Regions from separate parts of the Homo sapiens genome. Here region 2 is linked to region 1. A link is a contact called in ENCODE Hi-C or POLR2A ChIA-PET data. All regions are on one chromosome and are shown on one strand. The core of a region is the stretch at or near the end of the contact, and the rest is flanking DNA. Distances in the headings are between cores, read along the strand shown. Region 1 holds the start of LINC01914 (long intergenic non-protein coding RNA 1914). Region 2 has its middle 46 kb from the start of LINC02898.

Region 1 (6,456 bases), core at 1,179-3,678:
GGAACATCAGAGGCCCGTGGTAAGGAGTATAATAAGCTCAGCTCGCCATGCTCTGTTTTGTTTTTGTTGGAAGAAGTGTTGAAAAAAGGAGTGGTTATACACTGGCCTATCTAGCTATAGAATACAAACACTTAGGGTGAGCAGCAGGGAATGCCTTTTCTGAAAATGATGCTGCATGGAATGGATGATTAATTCCCTGGTTAAAATGAAGCCAGACTATCTTTCAGAGTCTTAAGCCTCCTCCCAATACCCTCCACATACTAGTTTCTAATTGGTTAATGAATATGGTCACTATTTCTAGGGCCTGTTGCTCCAGTGTAGTGGTCAAGAGTGTACACTCCTATTTACAATAGCAAAGACATGGAACCAACCCAAATGCCCATCAATGATAGACTGGATGAAGAAAATATTGTACATATATACCATGGAATACTATGCAGCCCTAAGAAGGAATGAGATCGTGTCCTTTGCAGGGACATGGATGAAGCTGGAAGCCATCATCCTCAGCAAACTAACACAGGAACAGAAAACCAAATACCACACGTTCTCACTCATAAGTGGGAGCTGAACAGTGAGAACACATGGACACAGGGAGGGGAACATCACACACCAAGGCCTGTCTGGTGTGGGGAGGGGAGGGAGAGCATCAGGACAAATAGCTAATGCATGTGGGGCTTAAACCTAGATGACGGGTTGATAGGTGCAGCAATCCACTATGGCACACATATACCTATGTAACAAACCATACCTTCTGCACATGTATCCCAGAACTTAAAGTAAAATAAAAATTAAAAAAAATTACACTGGAAAAAAAAAAAGAGTGTGTACTCTGGTGAGATAGGGTTTGGTTTAGGTCCCAGCTCCTTTACTTACTAGCTATTCTTAGCTATGCTCTCAAAATTGTCACTTTTCTCATCTGTAAAATGGGTATATGAGGGTTTCCGTTTTCATAAGATTATTATAAGAGTTATACAAAGTAATAAATAAGAGATAATAAATAAATAAATGCATAGAGCGTCTAGTGTGTAGTAAACCCTCAAAGTCTCTTATGTCTTCTTATCTCTGCCCCCTAAAACTTTCCAGCAGCCAAAGTTTCAAATTTTGGAGCTTACCATCTCTGCTGCACAACTTACTTGACAGGGACTGTTTCTTTCTTCCCCCTCCCTTGAATGTTGAGCTGCCACAGTAATTGCATCAGATTACCCTCACCCCAATCTCCCTCCTAGACATTCTGTCCCTGGGACCTTGGCCCTGCTCTGTGCGCTCGTGCTCCATGCTTTTCTCTGGAGTGTGAGCCAGTCTCCAAGTCCAGTTAGCATATCTCTGTGGAGTGTCCTCTGGGGGCCGAGGGACAGTCCGGCTGGGAGGTCTTACTCCTTATCATGGATGACCTCGTTGTGAACCTTCTTGAGGCAGTGGGGAGAAATGTAAAACATTCAGACAAGTTGTTATTTGTCATCCCTCTCGCCCACCCCTAAAAAGTTAACAGCATTTAACTCCCTCTCTAAAACACAGAGTTTAGTCAAAACCCTTTTTGTCTATAGACATAGAGTGAACGTTTAATTTGGCTCTGGAAGCTGTGCTGAAGAAACCACTCAGGAGGCCAGAGGGGATGTCTGTGGTGGGTCAGATCTCTCAGTGTGAGAGGGGGTTAGACGCGGAGACAGGGAGGAGTCAGTGTGGTCTGAGGCTCCACGGTGATCCAAGGCTGTGTCCACAGTGGCTCTGAGATGGAAGCTTCCTTGGTTTCTGCAGGACACCCTGGCAAAGCAGTGTCCCAAGAACAGTGTGTCATCTTTTTCATTTGGAAACTGAGACAGTGGTCTCCTATTGTAACAGGACTCCCCCACTCTGTCCTCTCTGAGCCCCATCTCAGGAGATTTTTGGCATGGATATCAAGGCAAAAATGGGTAGTTTTTTCAGAGAAGATGAATCATCTGCATACTCTCTTCAGAGGGAATTGGCTTTCGAAACCCAAATCTCTCATGTGATGTAAATAGTGAAACTGAAGGCCGGGATGTCAGGGTGTTAGGGAGGTTGGCTATGCTAGGAAAGCAGGAGTGCTGAGTCAGTGGACGGAGGCAGATTTTGATGAGTATTGCGAATTACTGGTTTGGCATGGAACATGAAATGGCTTTGTACCAACTCATTGGTGGGGAAAAAAGGGGCTGGCACGAGCAGAGACCCTAACTGGCTTAGGTAGAGTGATGGTGTCTGTGAGCTTCTTCTCAGAGATCACAGAGCTTCCCAAGGAGGGTGGAACTGATAACTTCCCTAAAGCAAGGAAGAGGGTCATTCTCCTGTCTCAGTTACTACTGTTGTGCCCGTCGGAGTGGATAAAGCATATTTCTTAGAGAGGACCACAGAAGCGAGGGCTTTGGGGAGGGAGGTGATCTTGAGGAGGGTAGGAGAAGTGGAGTGAAGACATTTTTTCTTTCTGATTCTTCCAGAAGAGGACTAAATTGGTTGGTGGATGATAGTTGTCCTTTGTATGGAGGCTGGATGTAGAAGGTGCTGCAAGCTCTGCAAGCTGATTAGTTAATGTGGAAGCTGAAACCTGCCTTGGGAAGCTGACCATTGACCATTGTCTTGCTTTTACCTGGGTTGCTTCCTTGTTTCTCTTTAGGTTTTTAAGAAAGGATAAAGGCTGAACAGATCTCTGCAGTTACAATTATTCATACTAGAAGATACTGCTAACCTCTTTGTTATTTGAGCAGCTGGATGAGATTCCTGATTTCCATAATCTGTACCTGGAGGTTTATACAGGAGAGGATCACTGGGGCAGACTTGAACCATGGTGCCCACAAGTGGGGAGGGTGCTCCAGCGGCCATGGAAAGAACTTCCTTCTGCAGTTGGAGACAGCCTTCTGTGTGGGTGAGTGGAGACATAATCCCTTTTATCCTGGCTTTGGTTTGCTTGATTACCTCTTTAGCAGTGCAATTCGTGACTGCAACAGGTGTCAGACTTTGTAAAGGCAGAGGCTGAGAGCTGGCCAAGACACTTTGTCATTCCTGACCTGTATGGCTGGAACTTCTATACTATGAAGTCTTATTCCCAATTGCAGTCGCTTGTTCTAGGGATGGGAGAATAAGACATTGTGTTGATTTCTGACAAAGTCCATGAACCAGTCACAAAGGGCGGTCTCTTCTTCCAAATCCAGAAAAGAAGCTACGATGAAAGAATTGGGGTGGGTGGAATGGGTGTGAGCGATGGTGGTTTGTCACTGTCTTGGAAAATCGTCTTATGCTTTTACAAATCACAGGAAGTGAAAGAGAAGAAACAGCTGGATTCTTTTCATCACCTTGGCACATATTTTATCCTGAAATAACACACTACACTTTGAGAGAGTGTAGAAAGTGGGCAGTGCGATAGAATGGGAGCCGGGACACTGAGATTGTAGTCTGCTGCTGACCAGTTGTGGAACTCTGGCGAGTTGGCTCTCTGGGTGGATCCAGTTTGTCCTCTGTTGGAGGGAGCAGGGAGAGCAGGGGTGGACAGGAATTAGGTGGTCTCTAGTCTATGACTCACTGGCCGCAGCATGACCACCTCTCCCTCACGCAGCCAAGGATGGGGATTGCTCTCAGCTGCTGTGTCCTCTCCCCTCCCTCCCTCCCTCCCCAGCGGGTTATCATGCTGACTCGACTAACACAAACCCCCATCTGGATGCAGTCCAAACGCCAGATGTGCCCCCGATTAGTGTCAGTCTGGGGAATGTTTCCATGACTGAAAGGTCAGTGTCGGCTGGAAGTGCCCAGAGTGGGCGTCTGCTCCCCACCCCACGTCAGCTGCAAGGGCTGAACCTTCCATTATCTCACTGGCCAAGGAACGGAGCTGGGTGGGGTGGGAGGCAGCAGGAGTGGGGTGTTGGCCAAGTTCAGGAGGTCCTTGTTTTACTTGCCTTCTCTCTTCACTCTCAGGCTGAAGGACAGAGTGTGATTTTCTACTTGGAAGAGACTCCAGGGCTCTGCAGAGAGGGAAGCCCTGCTGGTGTGTAACCGAAAACACTTAGCTCTCCTTTAGATCTGCAATGTGCTCGTGTCTCTTCTGATTTTCTTAGGGGGGCTGTCACCTCCACTATGGAAAGAGAAATGAATGATAATATTGCGATGGGCCGGGCTGCCATGTTTTGCTCTATTTACAGGTCATTTTAAGTATCGCTTCTACACTTCAGATGGGCTTTCATGTTTAATTTCATGCTTGTAGGGCCATGCAAGGCTTTCCTCTAGGTAGCAATGAAAATTAAATACAATTGAGTTTGATGTGTACCTTATTGATTCCAGACCCATTTCAGCAGACTGTGACACTTCAGCGACCTGCAAATTCTACACATTAGAGTTCATATTTTATACAAACTCCGTACACCTAAGATGTGGACTTAACATTTCTACCAACAACATCCAACTTCCAACAAAAGATGCAGGCCCATCAGAAGATGAAAGCTACTAATGAAGATGCATTAAAGATGATATTTATGGCCACCCCTTAGGGAAAAAAAGATTCATAAATAATTTCATGGAAATTACACCCAAAATAGAGTCATAATTTCCTCAATTTCACGTTTTCCTTTTGGTTCTCTGCAGGCCACTTCTTGTTTCATGCGTCACCACAACTCCATTTTAAAGGGGTGAGGTAGGAGAGGGGAGAGGTTGTATGTTAACTGGCCTGGGAACGGCTAAGTAATGAAAACGGCTCGGCACCTGTGATTGATAGTGTTCTGTCAAAGCACGGAACTTCTCTTCTTTGCTTGTGACTGACTGGCAGGTGACGTGTACTTCTCTGTGGCCCACGGCTCCTCTGGCAGAGGTGGCCTTACGTGGCTCCTCTGGCAGAGGCAGCCTTAGAGAAGGCCACTTGAGCAGGGGGAACAGTTGGTAATCAGAGGTAAAGTTGAGGAAGGCCAAGTGGGCAGGCCTGATCAGAAACGCTTTCAGGGTATTGTGGCAATCATCTCTCTTCTGCAGCCGAGCTGGGAATTAGAGTCTTTCTTCAGCCGGGAGTGGGAGAAAGGGAATTTTTACTAGAGGGCATGGCCTTCTGAGGCAGGGGAAGAAAGCATCTTCTGCCAGCTGGGGCAGGGAACGGAGGTGAGTCAGAAAGGCTTGTGGAGAGTGGTATTCCCCACTGGGGGTCACAGGGCCACTTGTGAAATGACGCCTAGATGTTGGTCTACAGCCAAGGTTCTCAACCTTGGCTGCGTATCAGAATCACCTGGGGAGCTCTTACAATCCTGATGTCCAGGCCCCACCTCAGCCAGATTACATCAGAATCTCTGGGGTGGGACCCAGGCTGAGGTAGTTGTTAAGGCTCCCCGGGTAATTCCACTGTCTATCCCGTCTTGAGACCCATTGATCTAGGACCTTACTAATCAAAGCGTTGTATGAAGACCAGCAGCATCGTATCACCTGGGACTTGTGAGAATTGTTAGACACGTAGAATCTCAGGCCCCACCCCAGCATCTCCAGTTTAAAAATCCCCAGGAGATTTGGACTCTATTAAAGTGTGCGTAGCTGGGGTTTTCAAACTTGACTGCACATTAAAATCATCTGGAGAGCTTTTAAAAATCCCAATGCTCAGGCCACACCTCATACCAATTAAATCCGAATTTCTGAGGGTGGGAGACAAGCAGCTTTTTAATAGGTTTTCAGGTGATTCCAACGTGCATGAGTTCTCAGCCGTGGATACATATTAGAATCACCTGGGGAGCTTTTAAATCTCCCAATGCCCAAACCCTACTCTCAGAAATTCTGATTTAATTGGTCTAGGATAGGCGGCAAAACGATTCCTAGGTGATTGTAATATGCAGCCAGTGGAGCCTCCCTTCCAGAATGTTGGTTCAGCTTCACTGAAGGTACAACCAGCTTAAAAACCCTCACTGCAAGTCAGTGGATCCAGTAACAGTTGGAGAAAAAGAATGAGCAGGCCATGGCTAGACTTAGTTTCCAGGGCTTTGATATTTGATCTCCTTACATGTGATAACTACGATTCTTTTTTTTTTTTTTTATGAATTCAGATATTTATATGCTCCTCTAGTTTTCTAATAAAGTTCCTTTTGAAAAATTCAACCTCAATGCAGCTGAGTTAAGAGATAAAAGCACTGGCCTACACCTGGGGCCACAGGATCTCTGAGCAGCTAAGGGGTCAGGTGGGATGGAGGCAAGAGAGGTTATGGTGGAGAATTTGGGTGCACCGGGACCCAGAGAAAGACCCCGAGGGATAAGCAAAAGGTGAGCTGATTGCAATTTTCTTGTTCTATTTACTCTGTGATACTGTCATCATTTCTAACATGACTGTGGAGTCGAGTAGTTATAGAATTGCTGGATTTAGCAAATAAAAACCCATAGCACCCAGTTACATTCAAATTTCAGGTAAATAATTTTTAGCATAAGTATGACTCATGTAATATTTGAGACGTACTTATTCTAGAAAAATTATTTGTTTATCTGAAATTCAGTTTT
Region 2 (6,793 bases), core at 2,489-4,988, 65 kb before region 1:
GTTGGCAGGATTCCATTCCCCGCAGGCTGTTGGCTGGAGGTCTCCCTTGGTTCTTTGCCATGTGGTGCTCTCCTAGTTCATTCAGCTCACAAAATGGCATCTGGCTTCCCCCAAAGCCAGAGAGTGCCTAAGAAGGAAGCCACAGTCCTTTGGTGACTTAATCTTGGAAGCGACATCTCATTGCCTCTGCCAGTAAACCCAGTCCTTGCTGGGCGGAGGAGATTAAGCAGGAATACCAGGGGAAGGGAACCAACCAGGTGATCATTTGATCAAATCAATTAATTTAGAGGCAAAGTTGCCTGCCATCAGGGAGCTGTAATTTTCAGGTGTGGTGAAGTTGCCGAAGACTACAGATAGGTGAGAGATTATTTGTCCATATGCTGGAGGGATATTTGGGCCTTACTTTGCAAGTATAATTCAGTAGTACTTTCTACAAGTGTTAGGCGTAATTGAATAACTAGGAACTATGTATTTATTTACTTATCTTTGTGGTCCTAGCTAACCTGGCCCATTAGGCCTCTGGCTGCTCATTCTGGGCCGTTTCCACCTGCAGGGAAAGAGCATTTATTTATGCGTGTGAGGGTGTGTTATTTTAGTCCGTGTAAAGCAGCAAGTGCGCATGCGCGTCTGTGCTTACTTGGTATGTGTCTGCATCGTGGGTCCTACTCTTCCCTGGGCCTACAGACCCCTGGGTTCACCTTTCCTTGGCTCCCCGCTCTGCACTTTGTCGGGAGGTCACGTGTGAGGAAACAAGCCCCACGTGGTTTTAATCATTTTGCTATAAAAGCTGAGCTGCTCTCCGCTTTGATCCAGGCTGAACTGCTGGAGGAAGGGCTGGGGCTGAGCTGGCCTGTCCGCGGAGTGCTCCGCACACAGCTCCCACATCAGACGGCAGCCGTAAAATGGAGCACAGCTCGTTAATTCTCCCTCTTAACCAGGGCACCTGACAAGAAGTGACTTTGAAAACCCGGAGGACGGATGGGCGGGTGGGCGGCTCTTGGTCTAGGCAAGGAACATCTGTTTCCAGGTCCCTGGCTGTTAAATTGACATCTTTTTATTTGAAAAGTTTCTTTTATTTCCCAACTTCCTGCAATTGGCAAGGTCTCTGTGCCAGGGAACAGAGAGTCATGGTTTTGCAGACAATACCAGCTGAGTGGCATCACTGTCCTGCAGGACAGACGTACAAGTGCCAAGGTAGGATGTCTGGTGCTTTGTCAATTGTTAAACCTATGTTTGTGCAGAGAACATCAAACCCCATTTTAAAAAAAGCAAAAATGGCCTTGAAATTGAAAACCCTGTGAACGTTGTGAGCCTCCATCTGAGAAATATTAACGTTTCTGAGCTAGAAAATTCACGGGAAGCCTGTTGTGTTCCATTGAGTGTTCTCTTCCTGGGCTCAGCAGTCAAGTTTCCTTAGCAAGAATGACCCACATGCCTGCTGTCTGCAGCGTTCATCCTGTTTGGTGATCAAAGACCCCAACTTTGACCTTTAAGCCCTAATGGCAGAAGCCACTAGCAAAGGCTGGGTTGGCTCTTCTCAAGGTGAGAGCCCAAGACCCTTAGGATGGGAGACTGAAAGTGATGGGTGGAAGATTCTTTTATCTCTACTGTTTCTGGGAGCCTTTGGATCATCTTGTGTTCCTGGCCATCTGATCCATGTGCTTTATCCTGCATCCTTTAGGATCCACCCTTGGCTAGGTGGATCATTGTCAGTAGGACAGACAACAGTCAGTATTTGAGAAACAAAGGCATGGCAGAATCCCAAGGGATCATCAAGAGATAACTGCATCTCATATCCCCCTCAGCGTGCACGTGTGTGTGTGCATGTGTGTGTACATGTGGTGCCAGAAGATGTGAGTGTGAATGTTGGCGCATCTGTGTGAATGCATTGGTGCCATAGTGTTTCTGAAGCATGTGTCTGTGAAGTGAGTAGATGAGTGCATAAAATATCTTTGTCAGAACATGCTTCTGTGTGTTAAGGTGCATGAGGAACCACTGGGACGAAGTGGCGGTGTGCACTTGTGGGATGTGCATGAGAACGCGCATTTCCTCATAATCATGTTTCCTGAAAGTGATGGAACTATCCTTCCTGGTTCTGCTTTAGCAGTGATTGAACACTCATGCCTCTCAATTTTCAAGGCCTCTCATATTCCCATCCCCATCTCTTTGAAGCCTCCATCAAAATTATAGTCTGTCCAGTCAGATTGCCTGGGTCTATCTCTTTCTAGACTTGGCGAGTTGCTTAGCTCTCTACACCTTAGTTTCCTTATTTGTATAAGGGCAACATAGTACTAGATTGGAGAATCCATGAAATAATTCATGTAAAGCAACTTGAAATTGCCTGGCACAGAGTAAGCATTTGGTTAGATGTCATCAGTACCACCCTTTGTCACTTCTGTCACTCCTACCTCTTATCTCAAATCATGTCCTTCCATTGTGCTTTGGTAGTCTTCCATTCTCTCCCATCTCCCTTCATCACATTATCAACCCTCATCAAGTTAATGACCCTAGCACCTTCACCACTGCTGCTGCACACCGCCTTTCTAATCTAGACGACCAAATTAGGGAGTTCCCAGAAGGGTGAGACCAGCAGAGTGTGACCCTGCCAAGATGGGTCAGTTGAGTGGCAGAATCAGAATGTAGAGACTCCTTGATTTCTCAGTGTTTCGAGGGCAGATCAAGAACAGGAGAGTGAAAGTAGGAAGGGAGCCACCCAAAATGGCCCCTGTAGCATGCTTGCTCTCCCCTTCTCCCATCCCCTCTTTGGACTTGGCTCGGGGTGAGGAGGGAGGCCGTGGGGCAAGGCTATGCCTGTTATCAGCTTGGGACATCCAAGAAAGAAGTCAATGTGCTGGTCACTTTGGCTTTTCCATTCCAATATGAATATATTAAAATGCAACATTCCAGCTGTGCAAATCCCCAAGCCCTTAAAATAAAAGGTTTTTAACTTTAACCATTAAAGATTTAACTAGCCAATAAATCTAAGTATGTGGGGGGTTGTTAGCAAACGTTTATTATATTGCTCTTGCTTTTAACTTAAGAGAAAATGGCAAGTACGGACTTCCATGAAAAAGACATTCCCTTGTGCTCAAAAACGGATGTCAAACCCCAACCAAAAAAAGCAAGAGGTGGCTGTTTCCGGAAGGATCCACTCACTTTCCTCCAAATCTCTTTAGGAGTTAAAACGGCTATATCTGTTTTACAAACCAATTTGCTTGCTACAAAAAAATAAAATCAAATAATAATAATAAAAAAAGCCTGTAATAGCCTCTCGTTGCCACAGTCAGAACATGACTGACTAAATTAATCCAAAAGTCTACTTGCAGTTTGAGCATCTTGGCGCCAACTTTTCTAGAACTAGATTTTATAAAGGCACAAAGGGGATATAGCTTTGGTGAAGAAATCACAAGATCTTTCTCTTTTAGTATCTTCTGGGTGAGTTGGGTAATCCATGTCTTGGATTATAGTGCTTAGCTTTGCCATTTTTACATTTAAGGCAAGCAAGCAGCAAGCCATCTGCCCAGTAGTGAAATATGGCTTTTAATTTACACAAATGTAAAAGTATAGAAGTTAACAATCATATTCACCCTGGACTTAAAAAATGAATAGAAGCCAGATAAATCTTGGCCATTAAAGAAAAAAAAAAAAAAAAGATCTGACGTACATGTTGAGTTATACCAGCCAGCACGGGGACAGAGCCGCATTCCAGATGTGCTATTTTCCTGCCCATTGACAGCTCTCCAGCCCACTCCAGTAGTAAAAAAGTCCTGAAGTGGATTTTTTTAATCTGGTGTAGACTCCTTTTTGCCCGTGAGGCCTGCTGGGTGGGTCCGCTGGGTTTCATTTCTCACAGAAGGAACCAGTGAGCCCTGTTTGTGGGAAATACACAGTAAATCCTGGCCTTTGCTCAGGAAACCTCCCTCTGGAGCATTTTTCACGTCTAAATAGGAGCTGAATAAAGTTGATAAGCGGTTGTATTTTTTTTTAAGTGATTGTACTTTTCACTCAAAGCCGTTTAGCTCAAAGATTTTGTGCTCTTAGAGGCCTTACCCTCTGCTCCCTAAATTAGAAGCCAGAGTAGCATGACGATGGTAAAGCACATCCACAGCCTGTTCAAATTGCAGGGGACACCTACATTTTCCTTTTGAGTAGCAACCCGTCTCCCTGGCCTCAGTAGAGGAAGGGCTGATTCCAGAGTTGCCTCTGCTCGTATGATACATTTCCTCCATTCCCCTGCAGCTGCCTAGATGGAAATGTGACTCCCAGGGTTCTGGGGTGCGGAAGTATTTCCCTTGGAGGTCCCTAGCATTGTCCTTTGATGTGAGTGTGACAGGGAAGGGCTAAGCTTGCTAAATTTTAAGTCTCCTCCATGGATTGGGAGGTGGAGGCACTGGAAGAGTTATTTTCAAACCAGCCTGGAATATAAGGGAAGCTGTGGCCGATTTGCTGGAGGCAAAGCCAGAAACTTCAAAGACCTGTTTTCAGCCTCTAAACAGCAAGGATATTCAACACGTGGGGGAGGCACAGGGTGGTCCCTGCCAGCTTCTCCCCAGGGAGTTTCCAAGCGGACTTTGCTGTCCCTTCTGCCTTCTCTAATTTTCAAATCCCAGATGGTTGAACTCTGGAGAGAGACAAAGCAAGAGACAGACTCCTCAATTATTATTAGAATGCTTTGCTTCCTGAATGATAGGCTGCTTTGAAAGGAAAAAATTTTATTTGGATCCCTAGTACCTGTGGAACTGTACATGGCAGTGCTGTTTTTTGGGGGAATAATCTTGGTGTTCTTGGAGAAAAGGCACCCGCACTTCCTGTCAGAAGGATTACAGTTGTTTAGAAACTGCTCATTCCATTTGTTCATTCATCCATTCATATATTAGCTCATTCATTCATTCAATAAATATTTCTGGATACTTCCTATGTGTCTTACTCTCTGCTTGGTTCAGGGCTGTAGGCAGAACAGGACCCAATGCCTGGGTAGACAGCCAGAGCCCTCTGGAATGAGAAAAGTAATCCTTGACTCTAACCCTAGAGATTACTAAGTGGGCCTGTCCTCTCTGAGTGTTCAAAACAGAAGAGTCTTGCACGTTAGAGGTCGATTAGTCCTTCGGCTTTGGTTGTCCCCTTGAGTTTTTCACTGCTCTATTTCAGATCTCCCTACTGTCCATAACTCCAACTCCATGATCTCCTCCATATTCAATCCCTGCTTTTAGAGAAGGCAGGCAATGTTGGCTCCGCCTCCCCGGTAGCTTCAACCCCCCTGCTCCCACCAATGCCCTCCCACCCACAATCCCAGCCACAGTGTCAAAGTGGATCCCTCCTATTTCCCTCTTGATCCCTCTGCTCTCACCTTTTCCAGAACCCCCCGTACCACAAAATTCCTCTCTCTTGCATCTGCTCAGTCTCTCCTCCGACCAGGACTTCAGAGGCCTGTCCCCATGCTGTGGGCTTTCCCCTCCAAGGTTCAGCATGGCCAGTCTCTTGGTGGCTACGACCTCCGACTGAGGGAAGGGACAGACTCCATCTGCACGAGCTGGGATCATTCCCTCTCCCGCCATGACACGGGCCCCAACACTTTCTCCCGCTGCTGCTTTTTCCCTTCCCCTTCTGAAAGTAGCCATTTAAAAAGGTCGAAATGGGCTTCATGAGGTTTAAGGGGTTTATTAGTTTGAAAAGCCATGTCCCCTGTTTGGAGGAAGGGGAAACAGCCGCCTTCTTTTCACATTACGTCAATCCGCAGGCGTCTGTAATTTACATTTTTTTAACTCAAATGTTCAGAAATAATGGAAAGGCTGCTTGAAAAAAACAGATGAAATAAAAACTGGGGGAAATGTGTATTATACAAAAACCAGACCTGTGAGCCTGAGGCGAGACGTGCCGATGACCTGGGGAGCTGATTAATGAGGCAAACCAAAGGAAGCCCAGGTGAGCGTGGATGCCACGCTTTCTTCACAGTTGCTGACACCCACGGGCTGGCATTTCATTTCCCACACACAACTTCATGGATGGTTTTCACTGGGAAATTTTAGAGCCATTCATATTTCAACCCTAGGAGAAAAGACCCCTGAGCTGTGGAAGTTGGGCAGATGGGGGAATGTGGAGAAAGGACTTGGAGGTCAATAGCACCCTGCTGGGTCCCAGCTTCAGTTTCTCTTAGTCCTCAGAGTCAATCTTTTCTGATCCAGCCTTGCCTTATTTAGTCCCTTCTTCAGTTTCTCCTCTTTTTCTCTGCCGCATTCTCTGAGAAAAAAGGAGATGAGGGTCAAATGGTTAAGGCCACAGTAAGATGTATTAACAGTTTTATTTTCTGACAACCTTCTAAGATAATCAATTAAAAGAAAGACCCAACTTCTAATTACAAATCAAATAATTGCTTACAAAATAACTTATTCTACTTCTGCATATAGTTTTTTTTCCCCATATAATATGTCTCTAAATGCTGCATCATTTAACATTCCTTTGGCAGATATTTTAAGCACATACCATATGCCAAGGACAGTATTTTTTTTTTCCATTCTATAAAAAAGTATATTTTTATATGTTGAGATACAAGCTTTTTAAAATTTATTTATTTATTTTTATTGATCATTCTTGGGTGTTTCTCACAGAGGGGGATTTGGCAGGGTCATAGGACAATAGTGGAGGGAAGGTCAGCAGATAAACAAGTGAACAAAGGTCTCTGGTTTTCCTAGGCAGAGGACCCTGAGGCCTTCCGCAGTGTTTGTGTCCCTGGGTACTTGAGATTAGGGAGTGGTGATGACTCTTAACCAGCATGCTGCCTTCAAGCATCTGTTTA

What was found. Hi-C counts contacts between places; a loop is a spot of excess contacts on that map. ChIA-PET counts read pairs that join two places held with the same protein, here RNA polymerase II (POLR2A).
Region 2: a map of uterus shows a loop between it and region 1 (2.1-fold over the local background). The contact joins the enhancer-like site here to the promoter of LINC01914 in region 1. A Hi-C loop is called at or near these places in 1 of 168 maps with a recorded cell type or tissue (uterus). POLR2A ChIA-PET finds 5 or more read pairs at or near these places in 2 of 52 experiments (A673 and BJ).

Annotation. Positions count from the first base shown.
Region 1 is chr2:41,929,695-41,936,150 of GRCh38, reverse strand. It overlaps LINC01914 (long intergenic non-protein coding RNA 1914), which reads left to right and starts at 2,428. Exons shown (of 3, transcript NR_110263.1): 1 at 2,428-2,875; 2 at 3,919-3,988; 3 at 4,282-4,552. It overlaps LINC02898 (long intergenic non-protein coding RNA 2898), which reads left to right. Exons shown (of 4, transcript NR_161189.1): 4 at 1-783. RefSeq lists enhancers at 4,816-4,905, 4,946-5,005, 4,409-5,608.
Region 2 is chr2:41,995,961-42,002,753 of GRCh38, reverse strand. No RefSeq gene overlaps it. Among named protein-coding and RNA genes, the nearest start is that of LINC02898, 46 kb to the right of the region's middle. RefSeq lists an enhancer at 6,476-6,793. Within about 2 kb of position 3,738, at least 8 of the 41 ENCODE cell types and tissues checked have a DNase peak (open chromatin) inside an H3K27ac peak, as active enhancers do; they include uterus, where a contact is called at or near this core.